2 separate regions of the Homo sapiens genome follow, and region 2 is linked to region 1. Evidence: read pairs that join two places in POLR2A ChIA-PET (ENCODE). Cell type or tissue: Panc1. All regions are shown on one strand. Each heading gives the region's core, and the rest is flanking DNA. Links, peaks and the distances in the headings are about the cores only.

What was found. ChIA-PET counts read pairs that join two places held together with the same protein. Peaks named below come from ENCODE experiments on the same cell type or tissue, not always from the same donor. Only the 100,000 strongest peaks of a DNase experiment are listed, where the experiment ranks them.
Region 2: POLR2A ChIA-PET joins it to region 1 with 20 read pairs; 3 of 35 experiments call an interaction of 5 or more read pairs at or near these places.

What each region holds. Positions count from the first base shown.
Region 1 is chr16:4,770,077-4,775,496 of GRCh38, reverse strand. No RefSeq gene overlaps it. Among named protein-coding and RNA genes, the nearest start is that of ZNF500, 5.6 kb to the right of the region's middle. In Panc1, for the core only: no CTCF peak of the experiment used is centred there; no DNase peak of the experiment used is centred there.
Region 2 is chr16:4,910,398-4,915,817 of GRCh38, reverse strand. PPL (periplakin) reads left to right here. Exons shown (of 22, transcript NM_002705.5): 2 at 4,869-4,968. It overlaps LOC124903637 (a long non-coding RNA gene), which reads right to left. Exons shown (of 3, transcript XR_007064965.1): 2 at 3,287-3,367; 3 at 1,370-1,457. It overlaps LOC105371064 (a long non-coding RNA gene), which reads right to left and starts at 755. Exons shown (of 4, transcript XR_933028.3): 1 at 27-755. In Panc1, for the core only: no CTCF peak of the experiment used is centred there; no DNase peak of the experiment used is centred there.

The DNA of each region.
Region 1 (5,420 bases), core at 250-5,249:
TGACAACAATGAGTAGCAGTTTTGTTCCAACTAAAAGTCACCTTCTCCCTGAAGCCCTCCTTGCCTTCCCCAGGCAACCCACTCACTGCCCCCTCTGAGTGTGTGTCACCTAGTTTGTTTCCTGGTCAGTCTCCCCCATTAGGCTGGAAACATAGTGAGGGCAGAGATATGTCAGTTTCATCCCTGCATCCAGTGCATGGCAGGTGGTAAGAACAGGGCTGCTGACTGAACAGAACGGACCCTGCATTGCCTGCCCTACAGCGATCTGCTGGTTGAATTCACAAACCAGCTTCTCCACCCACACCGCAGGCTGACTCCAGGACTGGGGAGCTTCCAGAGCCCGTGGGCACTCAAACCACCCACGACCAACATCTGAGTTGGCTGAGACACTGGCCCACGTCACAGCACATCCCAAGGTTTAAGATTAGCCCTGGGCCCGTCCGGGAGGGAGGTGGGGGTGTCAGCCCCCCGCCCGGCCAGCCGCCCCGTCCGGGAGGGAGGTGGGGGGGTCAGCCCCCCGCCCGGCCAGCCGCCCCGTCCGGGAGGTGAGGGGCGCCTCTGCCCGGCCGCCCCTACTGGGAAGTGAGGAGCCCCTCTGCCTGGCCACCACCCCGTCTGGGAGGTGTACCCAACAGCTCATTGAGAATGGGCCATGATGACAATGGCGGTTTTGTGGAATAGAAAGGGGGGGAAGGTGGGGAAAAGATTGAGAAATCGGATGGTTGCCGTGTCTGTGTAGAAAGGGGTAGACATGGGAGACTTTTCATTTTGTTCTGTACTAAGAAAAATTCTTCTGCCTTGGGATCCTGTTGATCTGTGACCTTACCCCCAACCCTGTGCTCTCTGAAACATGTGCTGTGTCCACTCAGGGTTAAATGGATTAAGGGCGGTGCAAGATGTGCTTTGTTAAACAGATGCTTGAAGGCAGCATGCTCGTTAAGAGTCATCACCAATCCCTAATCTCAAGTAATCAGGGACACAAACACTGCGGAAGGCCGCAGGGTCCTCTGCCTAGGAAAACCAGAGACCTTTGTTCACTTGTTTATCTGCTGACCTTCCCTCCACTATTGTCCCATGACCCTGCCAAATCCCCCTCTGCGAGAAACACCCAAGAATGATCAATAAAAAAATAAAATAAAATAATAAAAATAAATAAAAAAAAAAGATTAGCCCTGGGCAATATGGAAACATCTACAGCATTTCAAAAGCACACACCCTTTGGCTCAGCCGTTGCATTTCTAGGAATACATCTCACAGACCAGGTTTCTCAACCTCTGCACCACCAGCACTTGTGCTAGATCATTCTATTTCTTCTCCTTCTTCTTCCTCTTCTTCCTCTTCTTCTTCTTCTTTTTGAGACAGGGTCTTGCTCTACTGCCCAGGTTGGAATGCGGTGGCTCAATCATAGTTCACTGCAGCCTCAACGTCTCAGGCCCAAGTGATCCTCCCACCTCAGCCTCCTGAGTAGCTGGGACTACAGGCACATGCCACCACACCCAGCTAATTTTTTTTTTTTTTTTAAGATGGAGTTTCGCTCTTGTCACCCAGGCTGGAATGCAATGGCACAATATTGGCTCACTGCAACTCTGCCTCCCGGGTTCAAGAGATTCTCCCGCCTCAGCCTCCCTACTAGCTGGGATCATGGGTGCGTACCACCATGCCCGGCTAATTTTTGTATTTTTAGTAGAGACAGGGTTTCACCATGTTGGCCAGGCTGGTCTTGAACTCCCGGCTTCAGGTGATCTGCCCACCTCAGCCTCCCGAATAGCTGGGATTACAGGCTCCCGCCACCACACCCGGCTAATTTTTGTATTTTTAGTAGAGACGGGGTTTCACCATGTTGAGTAGGCTGGTCTCAAACTCCTGACCTCATGATCCGCCCGTCCCGGCCTCCCAAAGTGCTGGGATTACAGGCATGAGCCACAGTGCCAGGCTTTTTTTTTTTTTTTTTTTGAAAGTTAATCAAGAAGGCTGGGTCATGCCTGTGTAATCCCAGTACTTTGGGAGGCTGAGGTGGGCAGATCACCTGAAGCCGGGAGTTCAAGACCAGCCTGGCCAACAAGGTGAAACCCTGTCTCTACTAAAAATACAAAAATTAGCCGGGCATGGTGGCACGCACCCATGATCCTAGCTACTAGGGAGGCTGAGGCGGGAGAATCGCTTGAACCTGGGAGATGGAGGTTACAGTGAGCCAAGATCGCACCACTGCACTCCAGCCTGGCCAATAGAGTGAGACTCTGCCTCAAAAAAAGTTTATTAAGAAAGCAAAGGGGCCGGGTGCTGTGGCTTATGCCTGTCATCCTAGCACTTTGGGAGGCCAAGGTGGGTGGATCACGAGGTCAGGAGATCGAGACCATCCTGGCTAACATGGTGAAACCCCGTCTCTACTAAAAATACAAAAAATTAGCCAGGCATGGTGGCGGGCGCCTGTAGTCCCAGCTACTCAGGAGGCTGAGGCAGGAGAATGGCGTGAACCTGGGAGGCGGAGCTTGCAGTGAGTGGAGATCACGCCACTGCGCTCCAGCCTGGGCGAGAGAACGAAACTCTGTCTCAAAAAAAAAAAAACAAAAAAAAAAACGAAAGCAAAGGAATAAAAGAATGACTACTCCACAGGCAAAGCAGCCAAAGATTTTTTTTTCTTCTTTTGAGATGGGTTCTAGCTGTCACTGAACCTGGAATTCCGTGGGCATGATCTCAGCTCACTGCAACCTCTGCCTCCTGGGCTCAAGCGATCCTCCCACCTCAGCCTCCCAAGTAGCTAGGACCACAGGTGCATGCCACCATGCCCAGCTAATTTTTTTTTTTTGGATTTTTGGTAGAAACAGGGTTTTACAATGTTGCCCAGGCTGGTCTCGACCTCCTGAGCTCAAGCCATCTGCCCGCCTCAGCCTCTGAAAGTGCTGGGATTACAGGCTTGAGCCACCGCACTGGGCCCCTCAGCTAATTTTTATCTAGTGTTGTAGAGATAGAATCTCACTATGATGCCGATGCTGGTCATGAACTCCTGGGCTCAAGAGATCCTCCTGCTGCAGCTTCCCAAAGTGCTGGGATTACAGGCACGAGCCACCTCACCCAGTCTAGATCATTCTTTGTGGTGGGGACTGTCCTGTACACTGTAGGATGTTTAGTAGCATCCCTGGCCTCCACCCACCAGACACCAGTAGCAACTCTCACTTTGTTGCTAATTAAAAATTATCCTGGGGCCAGGCACAGTGGCTCAAGTCTGTAATCCTGGCACTTTGGGAGGCCGAGGCAGGTGGATCACCTGAGGTCAGGAATTTGAGACTGGCCTGGCCAAAACGGTGAAACCCCGTCTCTACTAAAAATACAAAAATTAGCCAGACGTGGTGGCAGGCGCCTGTAATCCCAGCTACTCGGGAGGCTGAGGCAGGAGAATTGCTTGAACCCGGGAGGCAGAGGTGGCAGTGAGCCAAGATCGTGCCATTGCACTCCAGCCTGGGTGACAGAACAAGACTCTGTCTCAAAAAAAAAAAAAAAAAAAAATTATCCAGGACAAGTCACGTGTCCCCTGGGGGAAGCATAGCACCCCCACATTGTGCACCACTAACTGTTATGCGCATGTGTTAGGGGATCCCCCAAGGCTGTCCAGTGTTGTAAAGGAGGGGAAACAGCCTCCCTGGCCACCCAGAGCACTACATTCCATATGTTTTCACTTCTTGTGGCTGCTGTAACAAATTAGCACAAATGCAGAGGCTTAAAACAACACACGTGTATCCTCCTATAGCTCCAGAGGTCAGGAGTATGAGATCAATATCACTGGGCCAGAATCAAGGTGTCTACAGAGCCCTGCAGCCTCTGGAGGCTCTTTTTGAAGATTTAATTATTTTATTTTTGAGACAGGGTCTCTCTTTGTCACCCAGGCTGGAGTGCAGTGGCACAATCTCAGCTCATCACAACCTCCGCCTCCCAGGCTCAAGAAATCCTCCTGCCTCAGCCCCCCGAGTAGCTGGGATTAGAGGCGTGTACTACCCTGCCTGTCTAATTTTCGCATTTTTAGTAGAGATGGGGTTTCGCCCAGCCCCAGGCTGGTCTTGAACTCCTGGACTCAAGCAATCTGCCCTCCTCGGCCTCCTAAAGTGGTAGGATTACAAGTGTGAGCCACCATACCTGGCCTTCTAATTTTTCTTTTTTCTTTTTTCTTTTTTTTGAGACGGAGTCTCGCTTTGTCACCCAGGCTGGAGTGCAGTGGCGCGATCTTGGCTCGCTGCAACCTCCGTCTCCCGGGTTCACACCATTCTCCTGTCTCAGCCTCCCGAGTAGCTGGGACTACAGGCGCCTGCCACCACGCCCGGCTAATTTTTTGTATTTTTAGTAGAGACGGGGTTTCACCGTGTTAGCCACGATGGCCTCGATCTCCTGACCTCATGACCCACCTGCTTCAGCCTCCCAAAGTGCTGGGATTACAGGTGTGAGCCACCGTGCCCGGCTTTTTTTTTTTTTTTTTTTTTAAGACGGAATCTGGCTCTGTCGCCCAGGCTGGAGTGCAGTGGTGCAATCTTGGCTCACTGCAACCTCCGCCTCCCTGGTTCAAGCTGTTCTTCTACCTCAGCCTCCCTAGTAGCTGGGATTACAGGTGTGTGCCACTATGCCTGGCTAATTTTTTGTATTTTTAATAGAGACGGGGTTTTGCCATGTTGGCCAGGCTGGTCTTGAACTCCTGACCTCAAGTGATCTGCCTGCTTCGGCCTCCCAAAGTGCTGTGATTACAGGCGTGAGCCACCGCACCTGGCCTATTTAAGATTATTTATTAAAACATTTGGTAGGTTTTAATACTTCATGAATACAAATTCAAAATAATGGCTTTTGTTGTTGTTTTTAAAAAGCACATTAATGGCCAGGCGCGGTGGCTCACACCTGATAATTCCAGCACTTTGGGAGGCCAAGGAGGGTGGATCACCTGAGATCAGGAGTTCAAGACCAGCCTGGCCAACATGGTGAAGACCCGTCTCTACTGAAAATACGAAAATTAGCTGGGTGTGGTGGTGCATGCCTGTAATCCCAGGTACTTGGGAGGCTGAGGCAGGAGAATCGCTTGAACTCAGGAGGCGGAGGTCTCAGTGAGCCCAGATTGCGCCACTGCACTCCAGCCTGGGCAACAGTGAGAGTCTGTCTCAAAAAAAAATAAAATAAGTAAAAATAAATAAAAAAATATAAATAAATATAAAAATATAAATATATAAATTAAAAATAAATAAAAAGCACATTAAAACTTGCAGTTTTTGCCCCCTGAACCTTCCCCCCATCACATCCCTCTTCAACGTTTGCCCCATCACCATCCTGAATTTGGTGTTCATCCAAGTCCCAAACATTTCTTTGAACCGCATACATGTCTCTAAATCATATGTAGAATTGTTTTGCATTTTCAAAATTTATGAAAATTGTATCATATTGCCACTTGC
Region 2 (5,420 bases), core at 154-5,153, 140 kb before region 1:
ACGGGGATAATAATACAATTACCTACCATGCTAACACCCAGCTCTCAGGGTTGTCATGAAGATTGAGTCAGAAACAGTGAGGAGCCTGGCACGTAGAGAGTAAGTATTAGCTCATATTACGATGGTGGAGATTGTTATTGGTGTGATTTTCCTAGCATCCCCATGAGTAACTTCTAGCCCAGTCGATCACATGCCTCTGGAGTGAGATTGCTTGCGGGGAGAATCGCGGTTCACCAGCTGTGTGACCCTGAGCAAGTGCTTTGATGTCTCAGAGTCTTGGTTTCTTCATCCCCTTCTTCAAAGGGGCACACCAACCTCCCCGGGGACTTAGGGCAAGGATGATATTGAGCTGGTGCCTGTGAATATGTCTGAGGTCTGGCAAAGCCCACAGCAAGTGGCAAATGCCCAGGATGCCTTTGTGGTCATCGCCAGAGGACAGATGGAGAAGCGGAGGCTGTACGAGGGTAGGGCACTTGCCTGAGGCTGTCTAAGCAGCAAGCAGCCCAGTGGGCCTTGGGCCTGGCCTGTCTGCTCATAGCTTCCTGCTACCGCTCACAGCTTTGTCCCATCAGGAGTCCAAGGTCCCTGAGGCAGTGGTCATTGCCCCACAACTCCCATGTCCTCTGGGGGGCTTCGGCTGGAACAACAGGCCCAGCCAGGATAGAGTCCAGAAGGTGGCTTTTCTTGCATCTGCCACAATCCATGAAAGGGCTGGTTTGGGAGCTGGCCCTGTGCCTGAGGTGGGACTGGGCCCAAGAGAGACAAAGGCCCCCACTTGAGCCACAGTACAGACCCTAACGATGCACTGCAGAGTCAGGGGTTAAATATTTGGGGTGAGACTCACCGCCTCTAGGTGCAGCTGGCCTGGCAGATGGTCAGTGACTGGGGTGGGAGTGTGGGGGCCCAGAAACTCACATTCTCCATGTGGCCTGCCCAACCAGGAAGTGGGGGGTTAGGGAATGAGGGAGGAGTCGGGTGGACCCCTGACCTGGCTGTTCTAGAAGCCCACCTTATCCCTTCTTACCGAGATCCTCCATCCAAAGCCCCCCACTGCTAAGCCTTCCTGGCCACCCCGCCAAACACTGGCTTTCTCCACTGCAGGACTTGTCAGTGCCTTTGCTGGCTCATGAACATATCAAGGATGGGGTTTTCCTAAGTGCCTTGACCAAGGAAGAATAAGACTTGTAAGAGTTGGGTTCCTGGGACCCCACTTTGGGACAGGCTGCCCCCAGTTGACCTTGCAGAAGGTATGGCTTGGGTCCTGTTCCCTCAAGATCCCCCAGCTCCGGTGTATCCAGGTCTGCCACAAAGCTGGCCCTTAAGCAAGGTGTGGAACCTAGACGGATGGATCCCCAGCATGTTGGCTGCTGCCATTTCTGCCCCCAATGCCCCCAACATCAACAGCACCTGCATTGCTGGTCCATGACTCCGGTAGGTGTCCAGGTACCCTGGGGAACCTGCAAAAATAGTAATAATAATACAGCTTCCTGGGCCCAGCTCTGGAGACCTGGGTTCAGCAGGTCTGGGTTAGTGGCCGGGAATCTGAATTTTTCATGCTAGGCCCCAGAACCTTGATCTGGGGAGCATCACTCGAAAGGGCTGGTGGTCCCCTCTGCCTTGACGGTCAAGAACCCCGCCCTGGCCCACCCCACGGGACGTGCCAGGACCTGCCTCTCTCTATGGCGTGTCCTCATTGGAGCCTTCTGCACAGGAACACCAAATTCTTCCTTTTGCTTTAGCACCCAGCCGACACCACCTCCTCCAGGAAGCCTTCAGTGACCACCGCTGTCCCCACCCAGCCAGTCCAGAGGTTCCCCTGGGCATCCCCAGCCTCCAGGCCTGCCTCAGTCTCGTGACTGTTTCTATAAATACTGATTTCCTCCTGGTCTGTGGGGTGGATCAGGGAGGGAGAGGCTTGTCTTTGTGAGGTGCAGGGCCCGCACACAGCAGGTGCTTAATGAGTGTGAGTAGAAGGCAACTTCTGCGTGCCTAGCCACTCAGGCCCCACTGTGGGTCTTCAGTGGAGACAGGGGAGCTATCATCGCTGGCTAACTGGGTGACAATGGCCAAGTTGGTTTCCCTTTCTTTCTTTGTTTAAAGAAAACAACAGAAGGAGGCTGGGCATGGTGGCTCACACCTGTAATCCCAGCTACTCAAAAGGCTGAGGCAGCCGAATCACTTGACCCCAAGAAGTGGAGGTTGCAGCGAGCCAAGATGATACCACTGCACTTCCAGCCTGGGTGACAGAGTGAGACTCGGTCTCAAAACCACAGAGGCAGAGCTGGGTGATCTCTAAGGCTCCTTGACAACTAAAATCACAAACCTTTGTTCAGACTTATTCTGTGCCCGGCTCTATGCACAGTCCTTTGGTAGTGTAACCTCACTTCCATTCATAACCCCTGCCACCCTGGCCCCGGGAAAGGACTGTTACTCTAGTCCATCGGATTGGGAGACAGAGGCACAGATAGGCAAGGGAGCTGGGCCAAGTCACACAGCCACTAAGTGGCTGATGGGAGCCAAGATCTGAACCCACAGCTAACCCCAGGGCCAAAGTCTTAACTAACTCCCATTAGAGCATTTTCCAGAGTGGTCTGTCTGTGGTTCTGGGGGACGGGGGGCAGTAGACAAATGTGACAGGAGGGGACACAGAGACAGTGAGGGAGAGGGCCAGTCTGCTTTCAAGACTTTTTTTTCTTTTCTTGTTTTTTTTTTTCGAGATGGAGTCTCGCTCTGTTACCCAGGCTGGAGTGCAGTGGTGCAATCTCAGCTCACTGCCACCTCCACCTCCCAGGTTCAAGCAGTTCTCCTGCCTCAGCCTCCCGAGTAGCTGGGACTACAGGCGCATGCCACCACACCTAGCTAATTTTTGTATTTTTAGTAGAGATGGGGTTTCACCATGTTGGCCAGGCTGGTCTCAAACTCCTGATCTCAGGTGATTCGCCCGCCTTGGCCTCCCAAAGTGCTGGGATTACAGGTATGAGCCACCACACCGGGCCTCAAGTCTCTTTCAGGCGCTCTGAGAAGATCAGGAGAAAGGCTGGGCCTGACGCCACCACGGCTGTCACACCTCCTGACTTGTAACAGCGGGCAGCCCAGTGTCACCACGGAACCCAGTGCCACTGCGTTCCCATGAAATTTATTTTGGCAGCTAATTCACTCATGGTGAGGGCTTCTGATTTCTGATTAAAATGGGGAGAGAAGTTACCTTTGTAAACACATTTAACTCTAAAATAAAACGAGTAGGTTGAAAGAAAAATATCAGGTAATTAAAAATAAGACTGCTCACACAAAAGCTTGTTCCCGAACGTTCATAGCAGCGTGATTCTCACGATGGCCCAAAGGTGGAAACGGCCCAGATGGTTGTCAGCTGTTGAATGAATAAGCAAAATGTGAAGTAGCCACGTGATGGAATATTATTCAGCCATAAAAAGAATGAAGTTCTAATAGATGCTGCAATATGCACAAAGCTTGAAAACATTATGCTGAGAGAAGGCAGACGCAAAAGGCCACGTGTTGTGTGATTCTATTTATATGAAATGTCCAGAATAGGCAAATCCATAGAGAGAAAAAGTAAATTCCTGGTTGCCAGGGGCTGGAGCGGGTGGGGAATAGGGAGTGACAGCTTGTGGGTGTGGAGCTTTGGGGTGATAAAAATGTCTGGAATGAGATAGTGGTGATGGTTGCACGATTCTGAATGTGTAGTACTAAAAGCCAGTGACTGTGTATTTTAAACAGGTGAATTTTACGGTATGTGAGTTATCTCCCAATTTTTCAAATATGGTGCGTTTTGCCAACATGGCAAAATAGAAGCATTAGAAGCTGGGTGTGCTGGTGGTGCCAGTGGTCCCAGCTACTCAGGAGGTGGAGGTAGGAGGATTGCTTGAGCTCAGGAGTTCGAGGCTATAGTGAACTATGATCACGCCACTGCACTCCAGTCTGGGTGACAGAGTGAGACCCTATCTCTCACAAAAAAATATGTAGTCGGGGCCTGGTGGCTGACATCTGTAATCCCAGCACTTTGGGAGTCCAAGGTGGACGAATTGCTTGAGCTCAGGAGTTCGAGACCAGCCTGGGTGACATGGTGAAACCCCTTCTCTACCAAAAGAAATGTAAAAGTTATGCAGGAGTGGTGGCATGTGCCTGTAGTCCCAGCTACTTGGGAGGCTGGGCTAGGAGGATTGCTTGAGCCTGGGAGATAGAGGCTGCAGTGAGCCATGACTGTGCCGCTACACCCCAGCCTGGGCAAGAGTGTGAGACTCCGTCTCAATAAAATGAATGAATGAATGAATGAATGAACGAATGAATGAATAAAAATAAAAAATAGAAGCATTAGAGAGAATGATCAAAGTGGAGGCTGGGCGGGCGCGGTGGCTCACGCCTGTAATCCCAGCACTTTGGGAGGCCAAGATAGGTGGATCACTTGAGGTCAGGAGTTCAAGACCAGCCTGGCCAACATGGTGGAACCCCATCTCCACTAAAAATACAAAAATTAGCCAGGCTTGGTGGTGCATGCTTGTAATCTCAGCTACTGGGGAGGCTGAGGCATGAGAATCATTTGAACCCAGGAAGTGGAGGTTGCAGTAAGCTGAGATCACGCCACTGCACTTTAGCCTGGGTGACAGAGCAAGACTCCATCTCAAAAAAAAAAAAAAAAAAAAAAAGGAGGCTGACCGCCTGCCAGGCGCTGCCTTGTCTCTGTGGCTTTAGTGATGTTGCCCTATGGGAACAGCCCAACTACCTCAAAGGCTCTGTGGGCAGCTCCTGCTCAGAGCGTGGGGCCGGGGCCAGCCAGAGGATGGGGTGCTGGTGGGGACATAGCCCCCACCCACCAGGCACCCCGCCCATCTCCCCTCGGCTTCTGCCCGCAGCATCTCTAACAAGGAGCTCTCGGAGCTGATCGAGCAGCTGCAGAAGAATGCCGACCAGGTGGAGAAGAACATCGTGGACACAGAGGCCAAGATGCAGAGTGTGAGTGCCCCCACTCCCACTCCCACCTGGGTGCCCCGTGCTGCCAGCCCTGTTCAGGACCAGGATCTGTTTGGAATCGGTGATTCTCACCCAGGGGTGATTGTGGCCCCGAGGGAACATGCAGAGACATTTTGGTTGTCACTGCTTGGAAGGAAGGTCCTCCTGGCGTCCAGTTGGGGAGGGGAGACAGGGATGCTGCTGAACACCCTACCGTGCACTGTAGGGCAGGGGTGCCAAGGTCAGGAAGCCCTGCTCTGTGAGAGGAACCTGGCCATTGTCGTTAATACTAGTACCTCCCGGATACTAAGTTCCTCCCTCTTCCTGGGCCCTGTGGAAAGCGTCTCCTGCCTGGAGGAGTGCCATGGGGTCAGGCTCTATGGAAACAGCCCAGCCTTGTCCTTGCTGGGTGACCTTGGACAAGTGAGCCATCCCACCTCCCCATGAACGAGATT